Regions from separate parts of the Homo sapiens genome. Here region 2 is linked to region 1. A link is an interaction called in ENCODE POLR2A ChIA-PET data of the cell type or tissue named here. Cell type or tissue: GM12878. All regions are shown on one strand. Each heading gives the region's core, and the rest is flanking DNA. Links, peaks and the distances in the headings are about the cores only.

Region 1 (10,884 bases), core at 1,333-9,332:
GGAGTGACTTCAGGTCAGACTTAAATAAGATGTTGCAGATGAAATGGCAATAGGGTCTTTGAGGACCAGGGAGGAGCATCCCTGAGGGGTAATGATGGGTGGTACTGAGGACTCAGCACAGGGGAGGCGCCCAGGGCCGTGAGGCTGGGGGCGGGGTGGGGGGCTGACCAGCAAGGTCCGAGGCTGGGGTCTCCCTCTTGCTCCAGCTGCAAATGCAGTACTTCAAGGCAGAGGCATGATCATATTTGGGTGTTGGTCAAAGTATCCCTGCAGGAAGTAGAGTTATGAGGGTTGGACTGAGGGTGTGAGACAATTGAGTAGGGAGACACCAGATGAAGGCGTACAGTGTGAGCACCTCTGTTGTAGACGGGTGAGGAGAAGGAGGCGGCTGCCGCAGTTCTGTGTAGACTGTTCTTTTCCAGCCCTTGGTGAAGAAAGGTGAGCAACACTTGGGGTGGTGTGATGTGATGGAGTTAGCAGAGGATGTCTGTCTTTGATGTTTTTTTTTTTTTTTTTAAGATGAAACTCACTTGAGTTGGGGAGAGAATGAAACTGGTACTATGGTTTTAAATCGTGATAGGAGCAAATGTTTTCGTGGTGGTGGTTTTTCTATCACGACTTGCACTTGGGTCTTACTGAAAGAGGTTTTTCTTTTCTTTTTTTTTTTTTTTTTTGAGACTGAGTCTCACTCTGTCGCCCAGGCTGGAGTGCAGTGGCACAATCTCAGCTCACTGCAACCTCCAACTCCCCGGTTCAAGCGAATTCTCCTGCCTCAGCCTCCTAAATAGCTGGGATTACAGGCGGGCGCCACCACGCCTGGCTGATTTTTGTATTTTTAGTAGAGACGGTTTCACCATGTTGGTCAGGCTGGTCTCGAACTCCTGACCTCGTGATCCGCCCGCCTCGGCCTCCCAAAGTGCTCGGATTACAGGCATGAGCCACCTTGCCCGGCCTGAAGGAGCTTTTCCTATGACATGTCCATAATTCTTTTTTGCTATTTTTGATTAGTAATATTGGAAGAGATCTAAATACATAGCAAAGTAAAAGAAAATGGAGCCTTTGTACTCATGATCCAAATTGAGCAGATGTCAAAAGTTTACTTCATTCTGAGCCGAATGGATGTGAAAAAAAAAGTATGCTGGGTTCAGATTTTCTTACAGAACTAAAACCTCCTAAATACTGTTGACGACCCTTTGTACTCTCCCTCACTGAGATTAAACTTAAAATTGCTATATATCTTTTATTTTGGGGGGTTGAGTCTCTTGTCGCCCAGGCTGGAGTGCAGTGGCTGGATCTGGGCTCACGGCAACCTCTGTCTCCCGAGTAGGTGGGATCACAGGCGCCCACGACCACACCTGGCTAATTTTTGTATTTTTGGTAGAGACGGGTTTCCCCATGTCGGGCAGGCTGGTGTTAAACTCCTGACCTCAAGTGATCCACCCACCTTGGCTTCCCAGAGTGCTGGGATCACAGGCGTGAGCCACTGCACCTGGCCAAAATTGATACGTGTTTTTGTTTATTTACTAGACAGGAGTGTAGCCATAAACAGTATAAGATTGCTTTGTATGTTCATCACCTTTGCCTGTATTTCCTTCAGGGTTGTCTTTTTCTTATTTTTAGCATTTTTTTCATATTTTTTAGATATAAATTCACTTTGAGTTACAGACATTGCAAAAATCTTGAGTAGAATGTAATGAATTCCTGGTGTTTCCCCGATGGCTGTATTTTTTAGGATGGATCCACTTAATGTTGAGTGGCTTATTCTGGTTTTCTGTTTGCCAGTCAATTTTAGTAATTTATATTTTCTAGGAAAGTGTCCCATTTAATTTTGAATTTATGGCAATTATTTAGAGTAATCTTATAAACCTCGACCATGGCTGGGCGCTGTGGCTCACACCTGTAATTGCAGCACTTTGGGAGGTCAAGGCGGGTGTATCACATGAGGTCAGGAGTTGGATACCAGCCGGGCCAACATGGTGAAACCCCGTGTCTACTAAAAATACCAAAAAAAAAATTAGCTGGGCAGTAGTGGCACACGCCTGTAATCCCAGCTACTCAAGAGGCAGAGGCAAGAGAATCGCGTGAGCCTGGGAGGCGGAGGTTGCAGTGAGCCGAGATCACGCCACTGCACTCTTGTCTGCGCGACAGAGTGAGACCCTATCTCAAAAAAAAAAAAAAAAAAATCAAACCTTGACCATATCTGAAATTGTCTTTTTCATGCCTTCTCTTGCTCAATTGTGCCTGGAATCTGGTCGATTTTATTAATTTTAAATACAAACCAGTTATTTTATTAGTTTTAATAAGACCTTTCCAAAAATTGATTTTTTTTCTTTTTAACTTATTACTGTAGTCCTAATATATGTGTTAAATAAAAAGAATGAAACTTAATGACATTCAGCTCAGGTGGTTAGCATAGAAAAGAGAATAGGGGCTGGGCATGGTGGCTCATGCCTGTAATCCCAGCAATTTGGGAGGCTGAGGCAGGCGGATCACGAGGTCAGGAGATCGAGACCGTCGTGGCTAACACGGTGAAACCGCATCTCTACTAAAAGTACAAAAAATTAGCCGCGTGTGGTGGCAGGCACCTGTAGTCCCAGCTACTCGGGAGGCTGAGGCAGGAGAATGGCGTGAACCCGGGAGGCAGAGCTGGCAGTGAGCCGAGATTGTGCCACTGCACTCTAGCCGGCGCGACAGAGCGAGACTCCCTCTCAAAAAAAAAAAAGAAAAAACAAGCTCAAACCCCCGAAAGTAAAAGCATATGAGGAGAAATTAAAAGGAAGAGACGAACATATACTCTGTTTTATGGAATTAAGTGTTTTCCCACTTAAAAAAATAGAGCAAGTTAAAACAAAAAAAATTTCTGCCACAACGTATCACCTGAATCTAATCATGAGACATTAAACCTAAATTGAATAATTTATTTTTTTTTTCTTTTTGAGACAGTTGCTCTGTTGCCCAGGCTGGAGTGCAGTGGTGTGATCTCGGCTCACTGCAACCTCTGCCCCCCGGGTTCAAGTGATTCTCCTGCCTAAGCCTCCCCAGTAGCTGGTATTACAGTCACCCACCACCACACCTGGCTAATTTTTGTAGTTTCAGTAGGGACAGGGTTTCACCATGTTGGCCAGGGTGGTCTTGAACTCCTAATCTCAGGTGATCCACCCGCCTTGGCCTCCCAAAGTGCTGGGATTACAGGCGTGAGCCACCACGCCTGGCCTGTTTTATTTTCTAATAGAGACAGGAGTCTCGCTATGTTGCCCAGGCTGGCCTTGAACTCCTGGGCTCAAGGGATCCTCTCACCTTGGCCTCCCTGAGTGCTGGGATTACAGGTGTGAGCCATTATGCCTGGCCCCAGTTGTTTGAATCATAGCCGAAGTACATGCAGATTTGTAGTGATTTAGAGATCTCTTGCTGTACATACCTGGGAAACTGCACCCAACATCTGCTGGCCATGTATAAGACAAACCATGTGGCTTTCAAGACCCCAAGGCTAGCTGGGCACGGTGGCTCATGCCTTTAACCCCAGCACATTGGGAGGCTGAGGCAGGCGGATCCCCTGAGGTGAGGAGTTCACGACCAGCTTGGCCAACATGGGGAAACCCCGTCTCTACAAAAATTCAAAAATTAGCTAGACATGATGGCAGGGGCCTGTAATCCCAGCTACTCGGGAGGCTGAGGCAGGTGAATTGCTTGAACCCGGGAGGCGGAGGTTGGAGATCGTGTCACTGCACTCCAGACTGGGTGACAGAGCAAGATTCCATATCAAAAAAAAAAAAAAAAAAAAAGACCCTAAGGCTCTCAGAGATACCCAGGAGCTGTCCCTGCCCCCTCTCCTTCTGGGTAATGGCCCCCATGCCACAGCCCTGGGATGGCCTCTAACCTGAGGGCCTTCCTGCCTGCACAAAGCCTCGCCCAGGTGTGTACTCTGCCACCTTGTGGTGGGACCTTTTTCATCAGCCGCCTGCATAAATGTGGTAAAATGTTAATATTTGGGAGATGTAGATGAGAAGGGTATTTGGAAATTCTTCATACTATTCTTGAGACTTTCTTTTGAGTCTCAAGTCACTCAAGTAAAAAGTTAAAAAGAAAAAGCTAAAATTACTTATTGGAAAGGATTTGTTAAAAACAAACAAAAATTTGGTTGTATTTAAAATGAATAAATTTAGACAAACTTCAGTCTGCACTGGTCGAGGGAGAATAGAAATCGGCTATTTTAGAATGGAAGAGATGATTTCAGATACAGTAGATAGATTTTTTTTTTTTTTTTTTGAGACGGAGTCTTGCTCTGTCGCCCAGGCCGGAGTGCAGTGGCGTGATCTTGGCTCCACCGCAACCTCCATCTCCCTGGTTCAAGCAATTCCCCTACCTCACCCTCTGGAGTAGCTGGGATTGCAGGCGCACGCCACCATGCCCGGCTAATTTTTTTGTATTTTTAGTAGAGATGGGGTTTCACTATGTTGGCCAGCCTGGTCTCAAACTCCTGACCTCAGGCAATCCACCCACCTCAGCCTCATGACTTCAGGCAATCCGCCTGCCTCAGCCTCCCAAAGTGCTGGGATTACAGCATGAGCCACCATGCCTGGCCTTTTGTTTGTTTGTTTGTTTTTTGAGATGGAGTCTCCCTCTGTCGCCCAGGCTGGAGTGCAGTGGCATGATCTTGGCTCACTGCAATCTCCACCTCCTGGGTTGAAGCGATTCTCCTGCCTCAGCCTCCCCGAGTAGCTGGGGCTACAGGCATGCGCCACCATGTCCAGCTAATTTTTTTTTTTGTAGTTTTAGTAGAGACAAGGTTTTACCATGTTGACGAGGCTGGTCTCAAACTCTTGACCTGAGGTGATCCACCCACCTTGGCCTCCCAAAGTGCTGGTATGACAGGTGTGAGCCACCGCACCTGGTCAGTAGATGTTTATAAAAAGTGAGATGTTACTATAAATCATTTAATGGCATAAATCTGAAATTAAGACACATTTGTAGAAAATTGTAAATTGCTAAAATTGACTGACATATACAAAACCCAAATAAACCACTTACACATGTCGCAAAAGTCTTGAAGAGAGTTTGATAAAATTCCTAAAAAACATACAGGCTTGGTATTTCTTTGGGAATACTTTTGAGTATGGATTCATTTCATATTTAGTGTATTTAGTGGTTTAAATATTTTTTTGCATTCTTTTTATTTTCTAATTTTATTTTTTGAGTCAGTGGGATCTATGGAATGTATGTATTTTTCTTTTAGTATTCAGGATTGCTTTTGATGCTTGCCTTTTTTTTTTTTTTTTTTTTTTTTTGAGATGGAGTTTCACTCTGTCACCCAGGCTGGAGTGCAGCAGTACAATCCCGGCTCACTGCAACCTCTGCCTCCTGAGTTCAAGTGATTCTCACGCCTCAGCCTCCCAAGTAGCTGGTATTACAGGCACCCACCACCACACCTGGCTAATTTTTGTATTTTTAGTAGAGACAGGGTTTTCCCCATGTTGGCCATGCTGGTCTTGAATTCCTGGCCTCAAGTGATCCACCCACCCTGGCCTCCCAAAGTGCAGGGATTATAGGCGTGAGCCACTGTGTCTGGCCAAAATTGCTATATATCTATGTTTTTGTTTATTTACTAGACAGGAGTGTAGCCATGAACAGTGTATAAGATTGCTTTGTATGTTTATCACCTTTGCCTATATTTCTTTAGGGGTTGTCTTTCTCATTTATTTTTAGCATATATTTTATATATAAATTCACTTTGTCTTATGAACACTGCAAAAATCTTGAGTAGAATGTGGTAAAATTCCTGGTGTTTCCCCAATGGCTATATTTTTTAAGATGAATCCATTTCATTTAATGTTGAGTGGTTTATTCTGGTTTTCTGTTTGTCAGTCAATTTTAGTAATTTATATTTTCTAGAAAAGTATCCCATTTAATTTTGAATTTATGGCAATTGTTTATACTGATCTTACAATTATAAACCTCGACCGTATCTGAAATTGTCTTTTTCATGTGCACAAATGGTTTATCTTTGCCTTCTCTTACTCAATTGTGCCTGGCTTCCGGTCAATTTTATTAATCTTAAATACAAACCAATTACTTTATTAGGTTTAATCAAACCTTTCCAAGAATTGATTTTAGTTTTTTCTTTTTAATGTATTATTAAAGTCCTAATACCTTTTTTTTTTTTTTTTTTTTTTTTTTTTTGAGATGGAGTCTCGCTCTGTCGCGCAGGCTGGAGTGCAGTGGCATGATCTCGGCTCACTGCAAGCTCCGCCTTCCGGGTTCATGCCATTCTCCTGCCTCAGCCTCCCGCATAGCTGGGATTGCCAGTGCCTGCCACCAAGCCTGGCTAATTTTTGTGTGTGTGTGTGTGTGTGTGTTTTTAGTAGAGACTAGGTTTCACCATGTTAGCCAGGATGGTCTCGATCTCCTGACCTCATGATCCGCCCACCTCGGACTCCCAAAGTGCTGGGATTACAGGAGTGAGCCACTGCACCCGGCTAGTCCTAATACATATGTTAAATACAAGGAGTGAAACTTAATGACATTTAGCTCAGGTGGCTTCCACAGAAAAAAGAATAGGGAGCATCTACCCCCATTGTCCAGTCTGTGTCTTCCAGAAAAAGATATTTAAAAAAGAGAAAAAAAGAGCAAAACCCCAAAGGTAAAAGAGAATGAGCAGAAATTTAAAAAGAAGGGAGGAAGATGGCCAGGCGCGGGGGCTCACGCCTGCAATCCCAGCACTTCGGGAGGCCGAGGCAGCAAGATCACCTGAGGTCAGGAGTTCAAGACCAGCGTGGCCAACATAGTGAAACCCCATCTCTACTAAAAATACAAAAATTAGCTGGGCGTAGTGGCACGTGCCTGTAATTCCAGCTACTTGGGAGGCTGAGGCAGGAGAATCACTTGAACCCAGGAGGTGGAGGTTGCAGTGAGCTGAGATCACGCCACTGCACTGCAGCCTGGGTGACACTGTCTCAAAAAAAGAAAAAAATCTTTTACTGTGATGGAAGATGTATTGGTTTCTCTTCCTTTTGTCTTTTTGGTTTTGGATTTTGTGTTCGTTTGCAGCGCATCTCCGTGACATACACTTGCTGATGCTGACCTGAGATGGAATTAATATCTGTTTGTTGCTGAGATGGAATTAATATCTGTTTGTTGCTTTGCTTCTTTTCAGTGGGTTGTTTTTTCCGTTTCCATCTCTGGCTAGTCTTGAAGGCTAGACTTGCGTAGGAGAGCAGACACGAGGACATGAGCCAGTTCTGCTGAGCTGTTACTGTGTAAGGAGCAGGGAGCGCTGGAGGGTGGTTGAACCGTGTCCAGCCAGGAGTTGAGTGGGCGGTGGGCTGGTCACCATGGTTACCGCAGTGGGCCACTAGCTTCACAATTCCGTAGCATCGCTTTGTGCTGCGAATGGGACCTTCCGCTCTTGATCCCCTCCTTGTGTTGACGGCTGCTGCTTGCATCTCCAGGCCTGTGGGTGGAGGGGTTCTCTTTGTCTTCTCAGTCCAGGGTGGGCCCTGGGTCTCTGAGTCACAGTGATCCTGTCCCTCCCCTCGTGTCAGGAGACCTTTAAGCCTGAGCCCAGGATATATTCCTGTCCCTGGTTCAAGGAGGAAGGCACAAGGTCTTGCCTGTGTTCTGGTGGCAACAGGGTTGACTGCCATTCCCCTGGCAGCTTGAGGCTTTTGTTCCTCAGAAGAGAAAGTTCGGGAGGGGGCTTCGCATGTTTCCCTCCACGGCAGCCGCATCCCTCCTCCAGACCTTCACTCCCAAGGAAGTCTCTCTGGTCTTCTGCCCAGCCCCGATCTTTCTCGTGAGCACCCAGAGAGCATTTGTATTAATCAGTTTATTTTTATGTTTGTTTTTTTTGATATGGAATCTCGCTCTTACCCAGGCTGGAGTGCAGTGGTGTGATCTCGGCTCACTGCAGCCTCCACCCCCTGGGTTCAAGCAATTCTCCTGCCTCAGTCTCCTGAGTAGCTGGGATTACAGGCATGCACCACCACACCCAGCTAATTTTGGTATTTTTAGTAGAGACAGGGTTTTGCCATGTTAGCCAGGCTGGTCTCGAACTCCTGACCTCAAGTGATCCACTCACCTTGGCCTCCCAAAGTGCTGGGATTACAGGCTTGAGCCACTGTGCCTGGCCCAGAATTTTTTCTTTATAGATGTATGTTTACAAACTTATTACATGTGCTGTAGTTTGTAGTCGATGTATACAGACAAGAAACAGGCCAGGCACAGTGATGCATGCTTGTAATCCCAGCACTTTGGGAGGCCAAGGCGGGAGGATCTCTTGAGGCCAGGAGTTCGAGACCAGCCTGAGCAACATAGCGGGACCCTGACTCTACAAAAAGCATATATATATATATATGTTTTGAGTTTTTAGACGGAGTCTCACTCTGTTGCCCAGGCTGGAGTATAGTGGCGCAATCACAGCTCACTGCCACCTCCACCTCCGAGGCTCAAGCGATTCTCCTGCCTCAGCCTCCCAAGTAGCTAGGATTACAGGGACAAGTCACAGGAAGCCAAGATTGTGCCGTACCACTGCACTCTAGCCTGGGCAACAGAGCCAGACCCCATCCCCCAAAAAGTTTTCTTATCATTTTTTGGGGGGATGCAAGCTCGCTTTGTTGCCCAGGCTGGAGTGCAGTGGTACAGCACAATCTCGGCTCCCTGTGATCTCTGCCTCCCAAGTTCAAGAGATTCTCCTGCCTCAGCCTCTTGAGTAGCTGGGATTACAGGCATGTGCCACCACACCTGGCTGATTTTTGTATTTTAGTAGAGATGGGGTTTCACCATATTGGCCAAGCGGGTCTTGAACTCCTGACCTTAGGTGATGCACCTGCCTCGGCCTCCCAAAGTGTGGTGATTACAGGCGTGAGCCTCTGCATCTGGCCTGTTTCTTCAGAATAGATTTCTAATAATTACATTTTTGGGTAATGGGTGGGGATTGTAGTAAATTGCACATTGGTTACTGAGACATAGATACACATATTCATTAAGAAAAACTCCAGTCAGTCGTGGTGGTTCACCCCTGTAATCCCAAGGTTTTGGGAGGCTGAGATGGGCAGATTGCTTGAACCCAGGAGTTTGAGACCAGCCTGTGCAATACAGTGAGACCGCCTTCTCTACCAAAAAATTTAAAAATTAGCTGGGCGTGTGACACACCTATAGTCCCAGCTTCTCGGGAGGCTGAGGTGGGAGGATCGCTGGAGCCTGGGAGTCCAGGGCTGCATTGAGTTCTGATTGCATCGCTGCATTCCAGCCTGGGTGACAGAGTGAAACCCTGTCTCAAAAAACAAAACAAAAATCCAAGTCAGGCCTCATGAGATTGAGTCCCTATGACATTTCCAAGGTGAGGGCTTTGCTCTGATAATGGGGATCCTTCAGAGAAGGCTTTCTCCCACCTGTGCCCGCGAGGCGGGGGGTGGGGGTGGTCTCAGCAGTTGATCGGGAGCCCACGGGCAAGCGTGGCCTCTCATATCCTCTCTCCCCACTCTGATGTCTGCCTTCACAGATACCTGCTTTCCCACAACAGCAAGGAAGAACCATGGCCCAGGTGAGTGTGGCATTTCTTTCTACTGCACTTTTTCAGCAGGGATTTTGGATGCTCATAAGAACATGACTAATAAAGGCTGGGTGTGGTGGCTCACACTGGTAATCCCAGCACTGTGGGAAGCCAAAGCGGGTGGATCACTTGAGGTCAGGAGTTTGAGACCAACCTGGCCAATGTGGTGAAACCTTGTCTCTACTAAAAATACAAAATTAGATGGGTGTGGTGGTGGGTGCCTGTAATCCCAGCTACTTGGGAGGCTGAGGCAGGAGAACCACTTGAACCTGGGAGGTGGAGATTGCAGTGAGCTGAGATCATACCACTGCACTTCAGCCTGGGTGACAGAGTGAGACTCTGTCTCAAAAAAAAAAAAAAAATCTGATAAAATGCAAACAGAAGTCAGGATCAGTGAAAACAGGAAGAGAATGGAAGGTCACGGCTGTGGGAAGGACAGGGTGGAGAGACTGTAGAGGCTGCTGCAGTTGTGAGATGCCTTGTAAATTCTTTTTTGAGACAGAGTCTGGCTCTATCATCTAGGCTGGAGTGCAGTGGCATAATCTCGGCCCACTGCAACCTCTGCCTCCTGGGTTCAAGCAATTCTCCTGCCTCAGCCTCCTTACAGGCACCTGCTTACAGGCACCTGCTACCACACACAGCTAATTTTTGTATTTTTAGTAAAGATGAGGTTTCACCACGTTGGCCAGGCTGGTCTCAAACTCCTGGCTTCAAGTGATCTGCCCACCTCGGCCTCCCAAAGTACTGGGATTACAGGCGTGAGCCACTGTGCCCAGCCCGATGCCTTGTAAATTTATATCTGACATTCCTGTCACTTAAAAAAGGCAGGCAGATTCCATCTAATATATGACTTGTGTTGTCTGTTTTGGACAACCGTGTCTAATTCTCGGGGGGAATACAGCTCTTTCAAGATTTAAAGATGTATTTGATCTTTGTATGTAAGATGTGGCAGACCCGTTCCTCAATAACAACCACCTTGAAAGAAACACAACAGGAAATCTCTTGTGACTTTTCTTCCTCTCTGTATAAACAGCAGATATTATGCCAAAGCAGCCGTCTGTGATTCTGGTTGTTTGGGGATGCCGAACACTCAGGTCTACAGAGACAGCCTTGTGTGGTGCCAAGTGACCTGGATGTAACACTGCATTATCTAGAGGAACGAATGAATGAACTGCGTGTTCTTGAAACAGCCTGCCATGTGTACCGCCACACCACCCTGAACGTGCCTGATCTTGTCTGAAATTGCTTGCCATAATGGGTTTTATTTTTTTAATTAAAAAATTTTTTTGAGATGGAGTCTTGCTCTGTCGCCCAGGCTGGAGTGCAGTGGCACTATC
Region 2 (9,344 bases), core at 1,021-9,020, 85 kb before region 1:
AAATGGCAATACAAGACAGATGGCAAAAAGTATAATAAAATGACTAAAGACTAGAAAAGGGCTGTGAAGCAGGTCTGTGTGTGTCTTCAAATTCAACACTAGTTCCCAGATTCATCTGTCTACATAGAAGATGAGGTCTAGAAAGGTCTTGAGAGATCTGGTTCTCTGTCCCCATTTTACAGATCCATTCTTCATTGCTTCAACAAATATTGAGCATCTCTGTCTAGACAAAGGGAATCCAAACACAAATAAGTTACAATCTCATGCCAGCCCTCAAGCAGCACACAACCTAGTGCCTAGATAAAAACACCTGGGTGGCCGGGTGCAGTGGCTCATGCCTATAATCGAAGCACTTTGGGAGGTCGAGGCAGGCGGATCACCTGAGGTCAGGAGTTCAAAACCAGCCTGGCCAACATGGTGAAACCCCGTCTCTACTAAAAAAATACAAAAATTAGCCAGACGTGGTGGTATGTGCCTGTGATCCCAGCTACTCGGGAGGCAGAGACAGAAGAATCGCTTGAACCCAGGAGGCGGAGGTTGCAGTGAGCTGAGATCGCACCACTGTACCCCAGCCTGGGTGACAGAGTGAGACTCGGTCTCAAAAAAAAAACAAACCAAAAACAAAACAAAAAAAACCCGCCTGGGTAAAGTAGGGTTAACGGACTTGTTTGAAGGCAAATAGTGGCTACCAGATGTAACACCTTTTTTTTTTTTTTTTTTTTTTTTTTTTTTTTTTTTTTGTGAGATAGAGTCTCACTCTGTCGCCCAGGCTGGAGTGCAGTGGCACGATCCTGACTCACTGCAAGCTCTGCCTCCTGGGTTCACACCATTCTCCTGCCTCAGCCTCCCAAGAAGTTGGGACTACAGGCGCCCGCCACCACGCCCGGCTAATTTTTAATTTTTTTAGTAGAGACAGGGTTTCACCGTGTTAGCCAGGATGGTCTTGATATCCTGATCTTGTGATCCACCCACCTTGGCCTCCCAAAGTGCTGGGATTACAGGTGTGAGCCAGCACGCCCAGCCCTTGTGTTACTCTTAATATCACCACTAATAGAACTTTGTTGGATGACAGAAACACTGTCCTCCATGCTTGATGATGAGGTAAGCTGTTAGCCTCATGTGGCTACTAAGGTTAAGATGTGACTGATGCCACTGGAAAATTTTATTTAACTGTAAGACATTTAAATGTAAACAGCCACAAGGAGCTAGTAAGTGCCATATTGGACAGCATAGGTCTAGGTAATTCAATAAAACTGCTTTAAGGGTTTCCATTTGGAGTGAACTCAAGGAATTTGAAAAAAACAAGGGACTGCAGGTATGACAGCACCAGGCCACCATGATATGCAGTTAGAATCCCAGAGAGCTTCCTGAAGGTTAAGTATAGTAAAGGAACCCTGATTCCATTTTCATGTCTTCAGAGTGTCTCTTCTATTCTGTACATCTAGATATATACTTCTTAGGAAAATGAAGTCCACGCATACCAACAACTTTTTTTTTTGCAATGAAAAAAAAAAAAGAAAAAAACTCAGTATATGTAGTGTCTACATTTACTTGATAAAATAAAACTTACCGTTTCTTTCACTAGTAGTTCAACGAGCTCTTGATCTACCTCTGCAGCTTCTTGCCCCCAAATGTTTTCCAAATTGGGCTCTTGAGATTCTTGCATTGGAAAGGCTGGACCTGGCTCTTCATCATCACTTGCTAACTGCTGGTCTTCAAACTCTCCTAGAGGATGGGCAGGCTGAGGAGAAGAGGGGCCTGAAATCCCACCTTGCTGGGGTTCCGGCCTTGGAAAAGCGGGCCCTGGGAATTCATGCTGAAACAACAAGCGGCCCAGTTCTGCTTCAGGCTGCCGTTCCTGAGGAACGACCTGGTTTGTTATTTCACGGGGCTGTTGGTTCAGAGACTGGAAGTAAGGATGATCTAACCAGCAGTCTTCTTCGATGGCCTGATCATCTGCTAGAGCAGCTGACTCTCCTAGATTTGATAACAGCTCTGTCTCTGAGTCTTCGGATGACTGGTTCTGAGTTTCCAAAGGATCGCTTTCTGTGTAAAGAAGGCTACCTTCTTCCAAGATGATGACTTTCTGCTCTGATCTGGGGTTGACAATGTCATTTGCTGCTTGGTTATGACTCGGTCCAGGCTTGGGTTCTCTTTCTGTTTGGCCACTTGGCTTAGTGAATTCAGAGATTCCAGGAGGCCCAAGATCCAGAAATTCACCGTAGTCATCCTCAGAATCATCCTGTGCCCCAGAATCAAACAATGGGTTGTTACACACTGAAAAATAGCTGCTCTTATCTGATTCAAATGCTGCTCTAGACTTTTTAGGCCTTTCTTCTCCCAACCTTTTCAGATCTTGCCACTGGGCAGCTGGTTTGATGAGATTGGGTCGTGATCTCTGAGGTTTATTTGTCTAAGAAAAAATGAAATTTTAATAATTCAATTTCTTTCCTATGCCTATCCCTCCTTATGTACTTATATTGAGCTTCCGAGATAGGACAGGAAAGAAACAAAAACACCATCTCCCTTAACAATACCTATTCTTTACATTTATCTTAACACTGAAATTTGATTACACTATATACTATCTGTAAGAATCAAAGTAGTCATTCATAGATTAAAGCTTGAGATATAGTTTGAATTATAATTTATTTTTATTTTTGAGACACAGTTTTCCTCTGCTACCCAGGCTGGAGTGCAATGGTGCGATCTCGGCTCACTGCAACCTCTGCCTCCCGGGCTCAAGCAACTCTTGTGCCTCAGCCTCCCAAGTAGCTGGGATTACAAAAATGTGCCAACATGTCCAGCTAATTTTTGTGTTTCTAAGAGAGATGGGGTTTTGCCATGTTGGCCACGCTCGTCTCAAACTCCTGGCCTCAAGTGATCCGCCTCCCTCAGCCTCCCAAAGTGCTGGGATTACAGGCATGAGCCACTGAACCCAGCCCTGAATTATAATTTAACCTGAGACTACTAAAACAAAAATAACTCCACAGCAGATACAACAATGAAAGAATGCTAACACATCAGAAGAATAAGAAATGTTCAAAAAACATATAAAAAAATCTAAATCTCATTAGTAACTAGCAAAATGAAAAATTAAAACAAGACAGTATTTTTTTCCCTGTAAGACCGGCAAACTTTTAAATTAGATAATACCAAGCATTGGTGAGGATGGTGAAAAATCTTTTTTTTTTTTTTTTTTTTTTTTTTTGAGACAGAGTCTCGCTCTATTGCCCAGGCTGGAGTGCAATGGCATGATCTCAGCTCACTCCAACTTCTGCCTCCCAGGTTCAAGCAATTATCCTGCCACAGCCTCCCGAGTAGCTGGGATTATAGGCGCACACCTCTACATCCAGCTAATTTTTCTATTTTTGTTAGAGACAGGGTTTTGCCATGTTGGCCAGGCTGGTCTTGAACTCCTGACCTCAGATGACTGGCCCACCTCAGCCTCCCAAAGTGCTGGGATTACAGGTGTGGGGCACCGCGCTTGGCCGATGTGTGAAAATTCTTATACTATCATTTACTGCTGGTGAATTTAGGAGAGAAATTTGGCACTATTTATTAAAATAAAAAACGTAGGCCAGGCGTGGTGGCTCATGCCTGTAATCCCAGCATTCAGGGAGGCCAAGGCAGGCGGATCACGAGGTCAGGAGATCGAGACCATCCTGGCCAACATGGTGAAAATCCGTCTCTACTAAAAATACAAACATCAGCTGGACATGGTGGCGTGTGCCTGCAATCCCAGCTACTCGGGAGGCTGACGGAGCAGAATTGCTTGAACCAGGGAGTCAAGAGGTTGCAGTGAGCCAAGATGGTACCACAGCACTCCAGCCTGGAGACAGAGCAAGACTCTGTCTCAAATAAATAAATAAATACACAAATACATAAATATAAATAAAAAATGTATGTCTGTCATCATTTTTTCATACTGTTCTATAAACTCTATCGAAAAAGGGCATATACAAGAATATTCAGCATAAACAGAAAAAAGCCTAGAGACATTGTGAAGTTTGTCCCTGAGTGAATGGTTAAATAAACTATTACTTATTTGTTCTACAAAATACTCTACAACTGACCCCTACCAAAAAAAGAGGTAGCTCAGTCTGTACTGAAATGGGAAGCTTCACTAAGAAATGCCATTAAGTGAAGAAAAGCAAGCTGCAAAATCATACACAGAATGATTCCATTTACTTAAAATATGTCAATAAGACACAAACAAAATCATTTCTAAAAGTATGTATATGTACCCACATGTATATACACATGGATACATACAAATTCAAAGAAAAGACCTGGAAGGATACATGCTAAACTGGTAACAACAGTTCCTCTGGGAAGTCCCTAGAAGAAAGGAGATGGTGAATCTCAGGCTTTAGGGTGGGTCCCTGAGGACTATGCCACTGAAGTAAGGGCCAAGCTGGAAATACCCTGGACCTCCCAGGAACTGAATCGCAGCGTGGAGAGTTTAACTCCCTGAATGTGAGGTGCTGGTGCTCTTACTCTTCTTCAAGAAACCAATTAAGATCCTCTATAGAGAAACAACATCATACAGAATCCCAAAATTTTCATATACAATGACTTACACTCAATCAAAAATAACTAGGCATACAAGAACTTAATGCAGCAACAGAAAATCAAAACAAGAGAAGTAACAGACAACAGAAACAAATATACAAGGGTTTCACACAGTGAAATTAACAACATGAATTCTAAAGTAACAGCATGTTTAGGGAAATCAAAGACTAGATTGAGAACTGCAGCCAAGAAGAAGAAGAATCGAACGCAAATTCCAGAATGGAAAAATACAATAACTAATACAAAAACTAAAAATACAATAACTAATGCTACATATGGATATATAGCATTTTAAGTAAATACAGTTGAAGAGAGAAATTAGTGCATTGAAAGCCAGGTCAGAATAGCCATAGTAAGGCATAGACAAAATGCAACATTAGATAAGAGAACACGTCAAGAACAAAAAGGTCTTCAAAACACATAACTGGAGTTGTAGAAGAGAAGAAGCTGTTTCTTTGGTAGAGGAGGAGGAAGGAAAACAAGGGAGGGAAGGGAAGGAGGGGGACACATAATGGTTAGTTCAAATAACCATTCGAACTAAATAAGGGAAAAAACATAAGGAGTCACAGATTAAGACAAAGTAGAACAACAGTCTGTTTTGTTTAATTCTATAGAATATATTCAAAACCTCAAAGAATACATTGGTTCTGAAGACTCTACAAAACAAACAAACAAACAAAAAACAACCCTCGAAGAAATAAAGAAAACTTCTGGCTAGGCACGGTTGGCTTATGCCTATAATCCCAGCACTTTGGGAGCCTGAGGCAGATGGATCACCTGAGGTCAGAAGTTTGAGACCAGCCTGACCAACATGGTGAAACCCCATCTCTACTAAAACTACAAAATTAGCTGGGAGTGGTAGCGCATGCCTGTAATCCCAGTTATTTGGGAGGCTGAGGCAGCAGAATCACTTGAACCTGGGAGGCAGAGGTTGCAGTGAGCCAAGATCGCGCCATTGCACTCCAGCCTGGGTGACAGAGCAAAACTCCCATCTCCAAAAAGAAAAAAAAAAAAGAAAACTTCTAAACTTTTTATGAAGTCAGAATCATGCTTATAAAAAAATAAACATGTCAAGGATATCATACGTACACACAAACCTACGGGCCAATCTCCACCTGTAAGATCTACGGAGAAAACACTAATATTAGCAAATGGAATCCCCAGCAGCACATTACTACTACATTACAATGCCACAACCAAGGGGAGTCTTTTCAAAGACAATAACTTACCAACTAAGAGGTCAAGGAAGAAAAACCACATGACAATCTCTGTAAGATGCTGAAATTGAATGTAACAGAATCCTACATTCACTTCTAAAAAAATTTTTTTAAGTCAAAGTAAATGACTAGTTCCTTAACATAACTAAAGAAATGGTATCTAAAGCAAAAAGGCACCATCACATTTAATGAAGAAACATTAAGTATTCCCATTTATGTCTGTGGCCATTCGTGCTCTTCTCTATCAACACTATTAAAATTTTTGAGGAAGTACCGTAATATAATTAGACACGTGAAAGAAGCATAAAAATTGGAAAGACAGATCAGATGCACGTTTTCAAGAAATTAAGAGTCAACTGAAAAATCACTACAGATAATAATGGTAAGGTGATTGAGTATAAAATTAATGTAAAAAGCAACAAGGGCAGGGCACGGTGGCTCACGCCTGTAATCTCAGCACTTTGGGAGGCTGAGGTGGGTGGATAACTTGAGGTCAAGAGTTAGAGACCAGCCTGACCAACATGGTGAAACCCCATCTCTACTAAAAACACAAAAATCAGCCGGGTGTGGTGGCACACACCTGTAATCCCAGCTACTCTCGGGAGGCTGAGGCAGGATAATTGCTTAAACTCGGGATGTTGCAGTGAGCCGAGATCAGGCCACTGCACTCCAGCCTGGGTGATAGATTGAGACTGTCTTAAAAAAAAAAAAAAAAAAAGAGCAACGAGAACACTTACTCTCCATTTTGGAATGAAGCATTGCCTGATGCTAGACTCACAATAAAGACAGTTGAGATCCTTACACTAAATTTGTTGTAATTTTGTCCTTTGACAGGTCTGGCAACCCAAAGGGACAGAGACTGTTGATATCTTGAGGTAACTCAAGGAACACAGGAAAAACGGCTAACTCCCTTTTTTGGGAAGTAACGTTTTCCTCATGGAGCTGCAAGTGTCGGAAGTCCTTCTCAGGTCTGAGCTCTGCTGTCTTTTTAGCACCTGGTCTCTTTGACTTTGAGGGTACCAAGGTTAGGCTGCACTGTGAGAGAGCATTTGACTTTGCAGTACCTAGGGTTAATCTGGGCTATGGCAGGGCACAGGACTTTTGGGAATGTGGGGGCTCACAAATCACTGGCAATAACTGTATTTTTTGCTCCCTCTTTGCAGAGGTCTTTACGGCTTGAGTCAAGCCCCCAAGATTATGGCCAGACAGAAATGTGGGTGCAACTCCATTTGCTGCTAGCATACAGGGGTGCAGTTTTAAAGCTAACTGATACCAGCTGTGTTGAGTGCAGGGAGGGTATAAACTCAGGCTTTTGGAATCTGTGGGTATGTGGATTCCTTTTCTTGCAGGCTTAGGTGAGGGAGGCCTCAGGTGTCTTGACTGAGTCAGATGGAAACTGCAAAGTGATTGGCTAGGTAGGACATCTTGGAGCCAACGTCATCCCGGTCCTGAGATATACAAGGTCCAACATAAAAACAGCATCCCTAATTTCTAAAAATTGGAGTACTCTGCCTTCTGGTAGTCTTGCCTTTTCATGTATAAAACTTCTGGCTCCAGAAGCTACAAATAGTTACACAAGTGGCAAAACTTTACCAAAAATAATTCAGAATTATGATGACCATGATGTGGAATGTTCCAGATGAAAAAGAGTGTTCATCCAAGAAATTCACTTGAATCCTAAGACTCCAAATTACACGGAGAGAACGAGATTCTTACTGGCATTCAGAAGCCTCAAAGAGACAACAGAATTCTAAAATAGCTTTTTTGAAAGATTAACTGCAAAAAGCTAATGAAAAACTAGAAACGCAAGATTACCTCCCACACCAAAGACAGATAAACTAATGTAACTCCTACTGCTCCCATTTTACCTGAATACTGCATCTACTCCTGAATATTCACAGTCTACTAACTCTGAGTTGCCTTTCTTCTCTGAAAAGAACAGTTCAACTGTTTCCTTATAAAACAGAACAACCTGAAAATGTAGCATGAAATTCCTGACTTACATGCTACGGATAAAAACAGGTCATAGTTTAAAAATGTCCTAAACCTGGGGAAGACTTTCAGACATTTTTTAAAGAATTCAGAGTCTTAATTATAACTTATGATCCTAGGATACCTGACTTATTACCAGCTAACACATGGTGGGACCAGGGGAAGGAGAGGGAGTAAAAACGGATAAAAGCAGCAGAAGCAGAATATTATTTTCCTGAGGATGATATTCAGGACCTGACAAGTACTATCCAGTCTACTTATGGGCCAGGCAAAGCCTGAAATATCAGACGTGACCCTTAGAAAGCCATTTCCAAAATGTTTCAGCTCTACGGTGTTATCTGAAAGCAAAATAGATGCCCCTTTATAAACTAAGACAGATCCTAAGGTTTTGTCTGTTTTTTAAAAATTAGAGACAAAGGTCATGCACGGTGGCACACACCTGTAATCCTAGCTACTCTGGAGGCTGAGGCACAAGAATCACTAAACCTGGGACGTGCATGTTGCAGTGAGTCAAGATTGCACCACTGCATCCTGGCCTGGGCAACAGGAGACTCCATCTCAAAAAAAAAAAAAAAAAAAAAAAAAAAAAGGGGAAAAAAAAAGAAAAAATAAATAATAACTAGATACAAGGTCCCAGGCTGAAGTATAGTGGCACAATCATAGCTCACTACAGCCTTGAATTCCTGAGCTCAAGTGATCCTCCTGCTAGGCCTCTCAAAGGACTGAGATTACAGGTTTTGAGCCACTGTGTCTGCCCTGACCCTTAAGGTTAAGGAAACAAAAATCACCTATGAGGTCAGGGTTCAGGGTGACTGGTATAGCAACTCCCTAAATTCCTATGCTCCAAGAAAAATCAAACTGTTGCTAAGCTCCATACCAATAGGCGGTATCAGGCAAATATCAGACCCCTCCCTAACTCTGATTTACAACCCAGAAACCCACTACAACTCTTAACACAGACAGAGGACTGGCCTTACAAACATCGTTTTCTGATGAACTACTACATATAGATCTTAAACCAGTTTCTGCCAGCTTATAGAGGCTGCACACAAACTGTCTTTGTGCCCTACAGTTCACCTTTTGAAGGAAAAAGCCAAATTCCACCTCATTTTAATGCTGAAACTCTACCCCAGGGAAGCTCTGGTTAGTCTTTGGCAGTCCTGAAGTCAGTAACTCATTAAGAAACAAGCTAAATTCCAAGTAGCTGGGATTATAGGTGCTCACCACCATGCCCAGCTAATTTTTGTATTTTTAGTAGAGACGGGGTTTCACCATCTTGGCCAGACTGGTCTTGAACTCTTGGCCTTGGCCTCCCAAAGTGCTGGGATTATAGGCGTGAGCCACCGTGTCCAGTTTCTTTATGATTTTCTTAACCTTTCCTCAGCTTACTTTATTATAAGAATGCAGTATATTTTTTATATACATACACACACACACACACACACACACACACACACACACACACACACACATAATATACTAACTAAAGCATGTTAACCATGTTATTGGTCAACAGTATGCTATTAGTAGTTAAGTAGTTATTAAGTAGTACTAAGTAGT

What was found. ChIA-PET counts read pairs that join two places held together with the same protein. Peaks named below come from ENCODE experiments on the same cell type or tissue, not always from the same donor. Only the 100,000 strongest peaks of a DNase experiment are listed, where the experiment ranks them.
Region 2: POLR2A ChIA-PET joins it to region 1 with 10 read pairs; 9 of 35 experiments call an interaction of 5 or more read pairs at or near these places.

What each region holds. Positions count from the first base shown.
Region 1 is chr7:5,824,031-5,834,914 of GRCh38, forward strand. It overlaps the pseudogene ZNF815P. Among named protein-coding and RNA genes, the nearest start is that of RNF216, 48 kb to the left of the region's middle. RefSeq lists an enhancer at 7,390-7,890. In GM12878, for the core only: a CTCF peak has its summit at 3,942 (motif pointing left); no DNase peak of the experiment used is centred there.
Region 2 is chr7:5,739,403-5,748,746 of GRCh38, forward strand. It overlaps RNF216 (ring finger protein 216), which reads right to left. Exons shown (of 17, transcript NM_207111.4): 4 at 1,571-2,413. Among named protein-coding and RNA genes, the nearest start is that of MIR6874, 32 kb to the left of the region's middle. In GM12878, for the core only: no CTCF peak of the experiment used is centred there; a DNase peak (open chromatin) is centred at 4,399.